Regions from separate parts of the Homo sapiens genome. Here regions 2 and 3 are each linked to region 1. A link is a contact called in ENCODE Hi-C or POLR2A ChIA-PET data. All regions are on one chromosome and are shown on one strand. Each heading gives the region's core, a stretch centred on a gene start or an enhancer-like site at or near the end of the contact. The rest is flanking DNA. Distances are from core to core; before and after follow the strand shown. Region 1 has its middle 63 kb from the start of XXYLT1-AS1. Region 2 has its middle 160 kb from the start of LINC01972. Region 3 overlaps XXYLT1 (xyloside xylosyltransferase 1).

The links. Hi-C counts contacts between places; a loop is a spot of excess contacts on that map. ChIA-PET counts read pairs that join two places held with the same protein, here RNA polymerase II (POLR2A). Pooled maps may share reads with other maps.
Region 2: a map of endothelial cell of umbilical vein shows a loop between it and region 1 (9-fold over the local background). The contact joins two enhancer-like sites. A Hi-C loop is called at or near these places in 1 of 168 maps with a recorded cell type or tissue (endothelial cell of umbilical vein) and 2 of 50 pooled maps. POLR2A ChIA-PET finds 5 or more read pairs at or near these places in 1 of 52 experiments (endothelial cell of umbilical vein).
Region 3: a map of endothelial cell of umbilical vein shows a loop between it and region 1 (8-fold over the local background). The contact joins two enhancer-like sites. A Hi-C loop is called at or near these places in 10 of 168 maps with a recorded cell type or tissue (Caco-2, HepG2, PC-3 and 6 more), 3 of 37 single-sample maps with no recorded cell type and 10 of 50 pooled maps. POLR2A ChIA-PET finds 5 or more read pairs at or near these places in 4 of 52 experiments (A549, BJ, PC-9 and 1 more).

The regions. Positions count from the first base shown.
Region 1 is chr3:195,029,681-195,034,237 of GRCh38, reverse strand. No RefSeq gene overlaps it. Among named protein-coding and RNA genes, the nearest start is that of XXYLT1-AS1, 63 kb to the left of the region's middle. RefSeq lists enhancers at 1,846-2,844, 2,845-3,842. Within about 2 kb of position 2,305, at least 10 of the 41 ENCODE cell types and tissues checked have a DNase peak (open chromatin) inside an H3K27ac peak, as active enhancers do; they include PC-3, PC-9 and endothelial cell of umbilical vein, where a contact is called at or near this core.
Region 2 is chr3:194,928,388-194,932,944 of GRCh38, reverse strand. No RefSeq gene overlaps it. Among named protein-coding and RNA genes, the nearest start is that of LINC01972, 160 kb to the right of the region's middle. Within about 2 kb of position 1,949, at least 19 of the 41 ENCODE cell types and tissues checked have a DNase peak (open chromatin) inside an H3K27ac peak, as active enhancers do; they include endothelial cell of umbilical vein, where a contact is called at or near this core.
Region 3 is chr3:195,117,332-195,121,888 of GRCh38, reverse strand. All of the region lies in intron 3 of XXYLT1 (xyloside xylosyltransferase 1), which reads left to right. Among named protein-coding and RNA genes, the nearest start is that of MIR3137, 15 kb to the left of the region's middle. RefSeq lists enhancers at 3,712-3,771, 3,505-4,045, 4,046-4,557. Within about 2 kb of position 2,233, at least 8 of the 41 ENCODE cell types and tissues checked have a DNase peak (open chromatin) inside an H3K27ac peak, as active enhancers do; they include PC-3, PC-9 and endothelial cell of umbilical vein, where a contact is called at or near this core.

The DNA.
Region 1 (4,557 bases), core at 1,056-3,555:
AGAGCTTTCAGGACTTCAAGGTACAGGGATGGGTCATAGACTTCGTGGGTCAGCTGGCCACGCTCAGTGCTCTTGGGATGTTGTTTGCACGGGACGCACTTTGACTTGCAAACAGCCTAGTGTTAAATGAGCTCCTGGGAACAAACTGTCTTGGGTGAACTTGGGGACTAGTTGGATCTCCAAGCCCCACGTCCAGGTGCCCGTCTGAAGACAGGCCAAGGTGGGAAGCACAGGAACACTCCTGAAGTGGGAAGCCGCGGGTGTGAAACGGAAAGGCATCCAGCCCCTGGTCCTTGTCCTTTTAAATTAGAAAGGCCTGAAGCCGTCTCCCTGCTCCACCCCGCCCTAGCCTGCCCCAGAAGGGCAGAGGACACTAGAAATTCCACTGTGGCTTGGACTGCAGCTGTCTATTTCACTGTGTGTCCTAAACACTCTTCTCTGAACCTTGAAGGTCAATATCACAACACTCCCTGGATCTGAAATAAAATAATCAATTGTTAGATCCACCTAGCCAAGGCCCACCTCCGAGTATGCAGTGAGGCGGCTCTCCCTTCCTCTTTCAAGCCAGAATCAATCTCTGCATAATTAACCCAGTCTGACTCAGTGTTTACTCTGCAGGTGTGACTGCCCAAGGCCTGTGGCCTGCGACCTCCTGGCTCGCTGACCGCTGTCTGTCTGCTACTTCTACCCAGATATATTTTTCCAGCTCTGCTGTTGCTAAAATGCACCGGTTAAACACTTAGCTTTAGGAGGAAAATTCTAGCAAGGACTGTTTTGATATGCTCCCAGCCCCTGCTGTCAGGAAACTCAGGATTGAAAGAGACCTGTCTCAGGAACTTTCTCTAGGACTCAAATTCTAGATTTTGCTCAGCCATTCTTTTTTAGCACCTTAACTTTTATTGATAATACTTTTGATGCCTAAGAATATATATTTGATGTTTTGGCATTGGATCATCGTCTGCTCTACATACAGAATTGTGTAGGTAAGCGAACAGCTTGATGCATCTGCACAGACGGAATGCACTTGCTTAACCACTTGGTCATTTTTAAAGTCCTGATTTATCAAAATAAGATTTTGTCAGGAGGGAAAGCCCTACCTGTGGGTACAGATCAGAGCCCGTGTTAGACACAAGTCCTCACGCAAACTGGAAGGTAGGTTTAACTGTCTCCTGTGTACAGAAGAGGAAACGCAAGTTTAGACAGGTGGGGCCGCCTGGCTCGTAAGTCCGGGGGGCTGAGACTCAGCCCATTCCTTTGCCTGCAGGTGTGCTTGGAGGTCCTCGTTCTGTCCAGCTAGGGATCTGGGCATGTGTCTTCTTGGGGTCAGGCAGCACACACTGCCCACTTCTTTGCTGGGAACATTCTCAGTCCATTGGGAAAGCAGGGCCTACATATATCTATTCTCAGGTGACAGGTGGCACCTACCAGTCATCTGCTCTCCCTCCCCATCACCTGCATTGGGCTGGTCTACCACTCAACATTTAACGACAGTATGGCAAGGGCGCTGGCCAATCAGAATGGCACCAGGCATATACAGTCCTGGAGCAGAGGCCTACAGCCCTGCTACATCAGTCACCACCCTTCAGTGGCTGGATGGTGGAGAGGAAACCTTCGGATAGATGTTGGGCTTGGTGGCGGGGGAGGGGAGAGAGGCTCTCTCAGGCTCAGCAACTGCACAGAAGTACTTCAATATTTCAACAACTAGCCTGGGCACCCTGGTGCTTCCTGAGCCACCGTCAGCTCTGATTGGAGATTCTATGTAGAACAGATCTGTTCCTCGCTCCCCAAAGAGCTTGGAGCCCAGCTAAGGAGACAGGCTACAGGATGGCGATCAGAGAGAATCGCACTTGGGTGTCACCTGGTCATTTGTTTGTCTGTCCAAACATCAGGTACCGCAGGCAGCCACCTGTCAGCTACCTAGATGATGAGTAGCAGAGGGCCTCTGTCATTGGGAGTGCACTGTTTACAAGAAGAAAGAGGCATTTGAACAAGTAACCACAGCGTTGTCTTTTGTTTGGGTTGATATGCTGGACTGGAGATCCCTTTAGAGCATGTTTTTGGGGATTACAGAGCCTTCGAGCGTTACAAAATCATCTTCTCTAATTCCCTGTGTTTCAGATGAGGAGACCCAAGTTCCCAGAAGAGCAGTTGCACACTCGAGGCTGGAGGACATGGGCAGAACCAGAGCTCCTTGCCTCCCTCCCAGCCCCCCACCCAAGTAACACGTTCCTGATCCTGTCCTGGAAGCAGCTTCGAGGAAATGCCCAGACCCCTGGGGGGTGATGTGGTGGCAAGGTGACAAAGGGGCAGGTCACAACGCTGTCACAAGCTGATATGCAAGAACTCACAGGCATGACCCCCAGGGGCTATGGGTGTAAGGGCATCTGCTCTGCCCTTTCCAGCGGGCCTAGTTTTGGTGGCCTCTGTTCCATTTATTTGCTTAGGAACACAAAGCTGAATGCACTGTTTGCAGGAAGTTGTATGTCTAAGTCACCTAAGTTAGTAAAATAAATAAAAACTTTGGAGTTTTGGAATGGCCTTCAGGTGCCTTCCACATCCATTTCCCTGGAAATCCCTGTTTCCTGTCGGTGTCTGATAAGGGATTTTTCAGGAATTGAGCGGAGCTTTTCCAGGAGATGTCACATAAGAAACCTCACCCTGGGTTCCCAAGGCCCAGTTACATTGTAGCTAAATCACAGATTTACCAAAGTATACAGGGTCCTCTTTCTTTACCTCCACCTGGACACTTTTTTGAAGGAAAATGGATTTTGGATGTAAGCGCCTCCGCGATTGTTCTATGCTCCCGGGGTCACAAGACTCCTTGAAAGCAGAGGTTCAGCAACCTCTAGCCAGGTTCCCCACACAGCTGGGGGGCTCTTCCCACCCTAAGGGGTGATCCATTTGCCAGGGAGACTTGGGACTGACTCAGCCCCTGCCCTGGCTGCCGAGGGACCCTGCCTTTTTCTGCCGAGCTTGTGCTTACGGGGAAATTCCAGGCTTCTCCGGAAACCATCTTAACTGCCTGGAATCCTCCTCTTGGACTTGTCTGGGCTGGCGCAGTCCTGGGAGGAAAGGAAAGTAAATAAATGTAAATCTGTTTGATCACAGACAGAGCATTTATCTTTCAATAGGAAGCTTCCTGAGGAAGGACAGCAAAGGGGTTTGGAATGAGTAAGCTCAAAGTATCAGCCTGCGTACAAGATGCCCTCGGGGGGAGCCTGGCTATTGTGGCGCTGCGGTCACACTGGGCCAGGCCCCTGCTGAGGCCCAGCACTGCACAGGCACCCGGAGCCCTGCCCTTCTCCCTCAGGGCACCCCAGGGCAGTACCGCCCTCTGGCCCAGCTGATGGGCCGGGCCAGGCTCCCCTGGCTTCCCAAGTGGAGGAGGAGGAAATGGTCTTTGCCAGCAGGCCAGCCACCCTCGAGGAGAAGTGGGGTCTTCTTTGGGGCTGTGGAGGCAGTGCTAGGAGTGGACGGAAGGGCTCAGAGGCCAAGCTCAGATGTTCCCTATGGCTGAGGTCCCTGACAAGGATCCTCAAACAGGGAGAATGCTGGTACCCTTCCAGTTTGGGCCTGGGTGTCACTTACCTGGGACACTTGTCACATCCCCTTTAAATCTCTGTCCTTGCCTGGCTCTGGCCAGAAACATTCCAGGGCTTGTTGATTCTGAAGAGCAGTAGGGTTTCCAGGGTTCTCTCCTGAAGCTCGGGGATATCCAGTGGCTTCAGGGTAAAAGCCTGTTTGCTAACCTGCTGCACAGCTGGTAAAAAGCCATGGGTCTCTCCCTTAAACCCAACCCAGCAGATGAGGTCTACTCTGGAGGCCCGAAAACACCTTAAACTCATCGCACAGAAAACCGGCGCAATACTTGGCCCCTCTTCCTTTTTCCCGACCTACAGTACCCCATCCTTCAACCCAGAGTACCCCATCCTTCGACCCACAGTATCCCATCTTTCCTTCTGCTGGATGTTGGAGGACTCAAAGTTATTCTAAATCTCTACAATACTCTTAACATTTTAAATCCAAATCCAGGCAATAATTCAATGTTCCAGCGATGTCCTTTGTGACCCATTCATTTCAGTTGATTTGGTTCTATTGATCCTTTTTTTTTTTGAGACAGAGTTTCGCTCTTGTTACCCAGGCTGGAGTACAATGGTGCGATCTCAGCTCACCACAGCCTCTGCCCCCGGCGTGAAGCGATACTCCTGCCTCACCTTCCCAAGTAGCTGGGATTACAGGCACGTGCCACCACGCCCAGCTAATTTTGTATTTTTAGTAGAGACGGGGTTTCTCCGTGTTGGTCAGGCTGGTCTCGAACTCCTGACCTCCTGTGATCTGCCCACCTCGGCCTCCCAAAGTGCTGGGATTACAGGCATGAGCCACCGCGCCCGGCCGATCCCTTTTTTTCATTTGTTCATTCATTCATTCATTCATTCATTCATTCATTCCAGACACATTACAGCCACAGAGGTGAGGAGGATTCAGGTCCTGCCCGCAGAGACAGTTGCACATACAGCCAGCCACACAAGGGGCAAGAAGTAGTCTGTGCTGGGCCAC
Region 2 (4,557 bases), core at 700-3,199, 100 kb after region 1:
GAAGTGTGCCTTTTCTGTGGCCTCTTTTGTGATTCACCAGCTGAATGAGAGGACTCTGAGGTCCTAGCAGAGGGAAGAATTCAAGACAGACAAAGCCAATCACAGAAGGCTGCCCAGAAATGTCTGCCTTGGACTCTGCCATGATGGGAAATAAATGTCTATTGTGTTAGGCCACTGAAATTTTGAAGTTTTTATCACAGGAGTTAGACTACCCTGACTCACTGAAAGACGGGTTGGCAAAGAAACATCAGTCTTTGATAATGTTAGCCGTCTCTGCCACAGTCTTGGAGAGATTGGGTAGACAAGGATGTTGATCACTTGGTTCCAGAAAGGATTAAGTCTTGAAAAGACCCCATGGAATACTTTACAACCATCCTCAGCGAGGGGATATTTGGAGTGTGCCCTTGGGTGATTTAGAGTGTGAGGTGGGGGAGACTTGAGGTGTGAGCAAGAGGATATTGGAGCTGTGAGCTCGGGAGATTTGGGAGTGTGAGCTGACCGTTTCCTACATTTAGGCAGGGGCATAGGCTGAGGCTTATTTTGCCATATTAAATGCAAATTCTTCCATCTACCTCTTAAGGGTCTTCATAATCTTGCCCCAACATACTTTCCTAGCCTTCCTGCGCTGTTCCTCTGCCTGTCCCCCAGGCTGGGGGTACATAGTGTCCTATCACCCTCCTTGAGAGCAGATCAGTTTCCATTCACTCACTTCCTCATCCATTCCTTTACTACAGAGGAGCACAAAAATGAATCCGTTAAGGCCCTACCCTCAGAAGTTCCAGTGCTTATGTGCAATGACCTTTTCAGAATATGCCTTTGCTGGGAACTGGAAATGCTGATACCAGAAGGCCTCCTTCCTTGGGGAAATATGCCTTTACTGCCCTGCCTTTCTCTGAGTCAATACTTACTGCAGACACTCTAGGCTGGTTCTGCTGTCTACACAAGAGTCCCTTCCACAGATTTCCCGGCAGCAGTCACCTGGGGTACACTAGAGGTAGGCCAAGGTCAGGGGGTTCACTGCTCCCTGGGGCATCCAGCTAAAATGTTCTTCCTTGTATGGAACTAAATCCTGTTTCCCTTTTGTTCCTACTTTGGCCCTCTGGGGTTAAGGTACAAATCTGCCTCATTGTCCCCAAGGGAGATCTTCAGAGATTCATCGGGTCTTTTCTTTAGAAAGACGTCCATTAGACACCACTGTCTTGCTCTGGGACCCTGCTCACCTTGGTTTTATTCAGTTCATCACAGAGGTCCTCCAGGTCACGCTCCCCATTCCTGGCATCCTCACTTGCATCTGTGTGGACTCTGCTTCTCAGGTCACTGACCACATGCCAAGGAATGGCAAAGCACTAAGTTAAAACACGGTCTGCTTTGACGTGCTCCAGCCAACACTGTGTAGGAGGAAACTGGGAAGGCTGTCCTGGTAGACAGGCACTTTGTCCTCTCACTCTGGAAAACTTTAAGGAAGATCTTGCATACATTTGGGCATATTCAGAGACGGGCTTGTAAAAGGTTAAAGTGAGTTTTTTAGAAGTTATCAATTTGCTTTTCTCCCTTTGGACATTCTCCAAATGACACTCTTTTTGGAAAAAAATTTAAATAGTCTGAAACTCCATGAAATACACTTTAAAGCTGTAGTGGGCAGTAAAAATGTGGCATCTGTTTAACTGATTGCAATTTCTACTGGAAGGATCTGTGAGCAGCATTTTTAAAAGCTTTTTCTTTGCCTTTGGTTTCTCTTTGTGTCCCATTTGAGTAATTTCCTCTGACATCCTTCTGTCCCTGGGCCTAGAAGCCTGGTAAATAAGCTGGCCCCAGAGAGATCCAGGAGCCAGCAATATCCTGGAAACCTTAGGCCACGAGGTTAAGCACAAAACCGCTCTCTTTCCAGGAAGGAATGATTGAATCAGAGTAACGACCTTGGCTTTCAATTAGTCCTTGTCCAGCTTTTCCCACTGTTTTCCTCTCTGCTGCCTGCCCACCATGCCCCAAGCTGTGGAGGAGCTGGACCTGCTCCAGCTCTCCTGACCCTGGGACGCTGCACAAGTGTATCCTGTCATTGGTGTGTGCCTCAAGACTTCATGGGCCTACAAAGCTGAGCTGAGTCAAGCTTCCTCCCCAACTCCGAGAAGAATGCCTGTCAGGAAGCTCAAATATTTAGAGAATGTGAAATACAGGATTTTAATGGAAGCATTTTTCACCTCCTCTAGAAAGAGGCTATAGAGTTAGTGGTTGGTCTGTCTGCAAATTATTCTTACTCACCCTAGTGTGCCTTCCTGATTTCAACACAACAAGCTCTTGGTGCTTTTGTCTACCACAAAGAGATTTTGGCTGCAGTGATTCTCTCCACAGGTGCAGTCCAGTGGCTGTTGAAATGCAGGCACGGCTGTTAGTAAAGGGACCTGCCTCTGGATGTTCTTCTGCAATTATGGTGCCAGCCATGCTACAGGAAGACGTCAGGCAGGATGTCGAAACGTATTTCTAGATACTGTGCCTGGACTTGAGACCATGATGTTAGCAGCAGGACAGGAGAAACTCTAGTGTCTCTTTTGCTACTTGGCTCCAACACAAGTGGATAAAGTTTTCAATAATATTTTACTTTAAATTGCCATCCTTTCCATGGGAAGTGCCAAACCCTCTCCAGTCAATGCAATAGAGATGTTGCCAAAAGTAAAATTACACAATTTTTGCTTTGTCTGGTATGGTCTGTTGGATGAGTTCTCTTCTTTGCTGAAATAGATACATATTTATACATATCATAATGAAGATGCTTGAGGCTGGGCGCACTGGCTCACACATGTATTTCCAGCACTTTGAAAGGCTGAGATGAGAGGATCACTTGAGCCCAGGAGTTCAAGACCAGCTTGGGCAACACAGTGAGGCCCTGTCTCTACAAAAAAAAAAAAAAAAAAAAAAATTATCTGGGTGTGGTGGCACACGGTCATAGTCCCAGCTACTCCTCAGGCTGAGATGGGAGGATTGTTTGGGCCTGGGACATGAAGACCTGGGTGACAGAGTGAGACTCTGTCTCAAAAGAAAAAAAAATGCTCAAATTAAACATTAAAATAATGAAGTTGAGAGCATAATTCACATCTCTGGGCTACTGAGCTCCAACTACTTCACTGCTTTGGAATTTAAAAAAAAATCCTTGTGTAGCAGTATTGGCTTTTCCAGATGAAATTGGGCTGTACAAACATACTTTGAGATTGTGTGATTTCACTTAAAATGTGTGTCCTGGCTCAGAGACTTCATACAAAATCCAGTAGGTTCAGAGAAACATAATCCTTACTCTTGGATCACTTTAGAAAAAAAGAGTTCAGCCTTATGTGAAGCCAGAACAAAAATTTTTTTAGAGCCAAAGCCTTCCGTGTGGTGTTTGAGCCCGACTATTACTTCGTTGAGTGGGAATAATGGCGGCGGAAGGGAGAAGCCACGTGACTAAAGCAAAGTTCACGGTGTGACCGCTAGGGGATGGATCCGAAAAGTTCACGGCGTGACCGCTAGGGGATGGATCCGAAAAGTTCACGGTGTGACCGCTAGGGGATGGATCTGAGTCACACGGCACCAAAGTATCTTCGCAGCAGCGACTCTGTACTGGCCTGCAGCAACCTCAATTCTTGCCTCCCTGGAAGAAAAAATTTGACTAAGGGACATAAGACAGAATGAGAGACCAAGGCAAGTTTTAGAGCAGAAGTGAAAGTGCATTCAAAAGCTTTGGGGCAGGAATGAAAGGAAGTACAGTACACTTGGAAGAGGTCCAGGAGGGTGACTTGAGAGATCAAGTGCACAGTTTGACCTTTGACTCGGGGTTTTATATGTTGGCACACTTCCGGGTGGTCGCAACCCATCTCCCCTGATGCTTCCCTTGGGGTGGGCTGCCCACAAACATAGTGGCTTGCCAGCACTTGGGAAGGCCGCATGCGCAGTGTTTACTGAGGTCGTGCGCATGCTCACTCGAGGCGTTTTTCCCTTCCCAGTCCAGCATTCCTAGAGGAAGGTCATATACCAGTTAAACTCTGCCATTGTTCCTCTTAGTGCGCATGCTTGAGCTCAGTTACCAAGCCCCTGCGATCTCACTGGGAAGCTGCTGATCGCCAGTTTCAGATGTTTCTATCGATTGGAAGACTGCCTTTCCCTAGTGCTGGCTGCGACCAATTATTATTAATATTTTAAAGAGACAGTTAACAATCACCTGATGGTCGCCTGACATTCCTGGTCGGGGGTGGGGGGCCCTTTCCTGCCCTGCTCATGTCTGACTACCTACAGTAACAAAGGTCCTTTGAGACTCATCCCCCTGCCTCATTCCCTGACTCCCCATCAGCACTTGCTGCTGCCTCTCCACTTGGGAGGAAGAAGGAGTGTGGAGAGACTGAGTAGGCAGGGACAAGTGGGCAGTGAGAATTTGAACATATCTCCTTCAGTGTGGGGTGTATGATTTGCAGATGAGGAATAGACCGATAACATTTCTTTGACTTTGAAAATGCCTTTGACCCCTTGCAACACAAAACTTGCTTTACTAGCTTGGAAGACACATATGACTACATCTGTTTGTAATGTTCA
Region 3 (4,557 bases), core at 984-3,483, 88 kb before region 1:
CGATGCCTTTAGAGATGACTTGGTCAGCACCCAGTATTATAGATGGGGATCCTGAGGCCTAGAGAGGGGTAGCCACTTGCCCAGGTCACAGGGCCAGTTGATGGTAGGGCTAGAATGCTGGAATAAAGCTGCCTGAGTCCCCGACCTGGCGAGTGTTCTCCTGTAGAGTCTCAGCACGAGGCCCTCAGCCTTTCTTGTTTTGGGTGCCATTCTCCAGAATAGGACCAGCATGTCTGCTAGCTCCAAACCCAAGTGGTTAGAAAGCACAGAGGAGGTTTGGGGATGAGGGAATGCTCAGTGTGACTGAGGAAGGTTTTAGAGTGGGGCGTAGGGGCAGAAAAGATGAGAACGTCATTTGGGGCTAGGCAGCAAAGAGGAGCCTTCAGAGGCTCTGAATTCAGCAGGGGAGCAAAATATCTAGAGGAACCCTGTCTTGGGAGGTCATCCTGGAGGGTATGAAGGCCAAAAGGAGTTAAAGGAGCAGAGATGCGGGTGGTGGGCGTCAGTCTCCATCCATCCTGCGTGCACCAACCCAAGGCTTTCTGTACAAGAGGGAACCCCGTCTCTCATCACCATCTTGTCCTTTGAATCACACGCTGGGGCAGGCCTTGGCTGAATTTCTACCTGGAAGGCCTCGGTAGGTGTAGCCTGAGTAGAGGGCAGATCACATCCTCGGGTGAAAAGATAGACCTCTCAATGGCTGGGCGGCCAAGGCCTTCCTGCAGCTCAGGGAGGCTTTGGTAGATGCAGCATTTCCAAGGGCATGGCCGGTGTGCTGTGGTTCCCGGGTGTTTGGGCCCTGGGAGCATGGGGGTGCTCACGGAGGAGGCAGCAGCAGGCTAGGTGTGGCCCACAGGCCACCCAGCTATATAATCTTAGCTCCAACACACGTCACACACCCTCACACTCTCCTGCCTGTGAGCCCCAGGGAGGTAGGGGAACACCACGAGCCTGATTTGCAGGTGAGGGTTTGGGGGAGTAAGCCCTAGGAACCCTGACTGTCTGGGAACAGGGCGGGGGCTGGCCTGACATGCAGGAGCTGTGCCAGCCAGGCCGCACACCCTCTCCGTGCTCTTCCAGCTTCTCAGGTGCCGTGAGCTTGCCTTGTCTTCCCCTCCGGGACCCCGCAGAGTCGGTGCTCAGTGACGGAGCCACGGAGAAGGGAAATCCTGACTCTGAATCCTGAATGAAATGGGTTTCACTCTCAGAGTTACTAAGCACTTTTCATGGAGCCATCCGAGGAGAACACTGCAGGGATAATAGCAATGCTAACGATAGTCATGGGAATACAGGGGTGTTTCTGTTGCTACAGCTGAACAGGAATAATAATGTTAGTTAATGTTATTGGGGTGCACCCTGTGCCAGGCACTGTGCTCAATGCTTGCTTTATATGGAGTGTCACTGAATCCTCACGGCAATGCTGTAAGGTCAATATGAATATTACTCCCATTTTCCAGATGAGAAAACTGAGGCACAGATGGTTTACACATGGTTCAAGGCCAGCCTCAGAGCCAGGATGTGGTGGAGCCAGGATTCCATGCCCAGCCTGAAGCTCTTTACCAGGCTTTCCTTCTCTGTGGCCATGGGGGCTGGGGCGGGGGGGGCATCTGAGCAGCAGAGGGCAGTGGTGGGGTTGGGAGGGGCACCCCCAGGAGGATGGGGCAGCTACTGTGTCAGAGTGGGTGGGGGTGAGGCCTTTGCTGGACGCCCAGGCTCTGCCCTCCTTTGAGTAGATCATCTTGTCCGTGGAACCTGGATAGAGGCCTTAGGCTGAAGACAGAGGAGAAATCTAAGCTTTTTGTTTTCAGAGAGAAAAGAGACAGCATGTGAGTTTTGAGTGGAATCTGATCCTAGAGACAGGCAGCCGGTACCCCAGTCACGAGCAGGAATCCTGCGGGCCCAGTGGGAACTTCCCATCCCAAGGGAATGCAGGGACAGGCTGCTCCCCCCGCCCCGCCCAGCCCCTGACCTCCCCCTGCCTTCCCTGCTTCAGCCACAAACCCCTTGACCTTGTTGTTTCAACTGCAGAACAGGCTCCCCAGCTATTGTTCTTGGAGATGATTCTGTGATCTTAGGACCTTTGAGAAAAGAACAAACAGCTAGGAAAACACAGGGTGGTTAAAAGATGTTTGTGATGTTTGTGCCGTATGGAACAAAAGAGGCATTCGGGAGACTCAGCATTGTTCTGCGGAGTGAGGACGAAACAGCCCTCGGAGGCCTCCTCTCATCTGGGGGCATCCAGCTCATTGTCGTGGAATGTAGCTCCAGCCATCGCTTCATTGTCAGGCCATATACTCTGTGCGGGGCCCGGGCTAGGAGTGTGTTTACACTTGATTCACTTGGAATCCTCTCCTGGTTTCTGATCCATTCTTTCTGTCTTCTTGTTGGGAAAAGTGGCTCATGTTATCACCCAGTCACTCATTTCATAGCAGCTACCCAGGTCCCTTACTGGATACCCTTCATCGCCTGTCCTCAGCAGGACCAATAAAGTCATATTTATACAGCAATCTAAGGTCACATAGTCATTTTATGTGATTTCCCTTATTGGATTTTTATATCAGCTTCACTATATATGTTATTTCCTTTTTTTTTTTTTTTTTTGTTTGAGATGGAGTCTCGCTGTGTCTCCCAGGCTGGAGTGCAATGGCGCAATCTCGGCTCACTGCAACCTCCACCTCCCAGGTTCAAGTGATTCTCCTGCCCTAGCCTCCCGAGTAGCTGGGATTACAGGCGCGTGCCACCACACCCAGCTAATTTTTTTTTTTTTGTATTTTTAGTAGAGACAGGGTTTCACCATGCTGGCCAGGCTGGTCTTAAACTCCTGACCTCGTGATCCACCCGCCCTGGCTTCCCAGAGTGCCGGGATTACAGGCATGAGCCACCGCGCCTGGGCTTATTTCCATTTTTTCAAAGACAAAACTGAGGCTCAAAGCAGAGAGGTGACCTGCCTGCTGATGTACAGCTAATGACAGAGCCCCAGAGGAACGCAGTGCTCTTAGAACCCCACTGAAGATTCCTCCTTCAGGGAACTACGTTTCGAAAGTTTACTACGTCACCTCCTTCGGGAATTCTGAAACATTGTGTACTCGTATCTTTACCCGTGAAAGCTGTTTCTGGGATTGGCGCTGTCAACTCCAGGCCCAGGTCTCTCTAATTCTGGGTTGGTAGGTTTTGCATTAATGAGATTTAACTCACCATGGTTCATTTCTCCCTTTGCAGTCCCTTGTGTATGCCCCTGGGGCATAGGTGCCTGTGGCAAGTCTGTGAAGGCTGCATTCTCCCCCAGCTTGGAATGCCCAGTGCCCCTGCTGCAGCCCACAGCCCTTCAGAAGGTGATTGCAAGGAAGCCAAGCCTAACCTCATCTTCCGTTCCTTCTGCCATGTCCACACCTGGCGTCACCTGTGCAGCCTTTCCTGCATGAGTCATGGCCAGGCAAGCTCGGTGACATGCACTGGGAGCCCGGTGTGGAAGCTGGGAGGCAGTCATTGTGTAGTCACGCTAGTGGTGGCCACGGGCCATGGGGCTCCTAAGGAAATTAGAAGGACCTTTGGAACTGCCTTCCTCCCCACCCTGCTCTGTATCTCCTTCAGAGTTTTTCTGATAGGGGTAGTGCTGACTTGTTCCTTGGGAAGGCTTGGAGATTTGGGGTCTTCGCCTGCATCTTATCAAAATCCCTGTGTCTCACTGGAGGAGTAAGAACCTGACCTGCCATCAGGAAATGCCTTAGATGAGTGCTCAGCACCGGTGGCAGGACTGGGGATGTTTAGTTAAGATAAGAGAAAGCCCAGGGGGGCATTATCTCTGTCTTCATATGGGACAGGAAATGTACTTGTTCCTTGTGGCTCTAGGGGGCAGGACGTGGAGCAGAGAGCAGAAGCGTTAAGGGGTGAAATTCAGCATCATGTGAGAAAGAACTCACTAAAAAGTCATTTTCAAAAAGTAGAACATGCTGCCCTGAGCAGAGTGAATTTCTTCTTCCTGGAAATTTCCAAGTGTTATTCCGACGGGGAGGCTGTGGCCCAGGGGCCCAGGAATGGGAACTCCAGTGCTGAGTGGCACTGAGATGGCCACTGACCTTTACACTTATTGGCATGTAATTAGTCCCCTCCACAGTGTCCTGTAGTGACAGCTACCCACAAGAGCTGAGCTCCGGGCAGGCACCACAGAGGGAAAGAGGGCCAGGGACCCCTCATTCTTATTGTTTCCCTGGATGTGTGCATGCATGTGTGCGTGAGAGAGGGGGGTGCATGGAGTTTTTCCCTTTGTTTCCACGCTACCCCGACCCCTACTCCACACCAAATAACTCATTTAATAACTTGGAATCCTCCCATATGTTTATCTGTGCTTATAAAAGTCATAGACACTTATGACACACATCAACACATAGATACATGTACAAGTTTTTAAAAATTGTTTTATAAAAATGAGATCATATGAATCAAATTTACTGCATGTTGCTTTTCTTGCTCATCAGTACTTCATAGAAAAATCCCTCAAGTTCACTGGTATGCCTCTCTTATTTCATTCTGCTAATGTAGTCCATAGGATGGATGGCC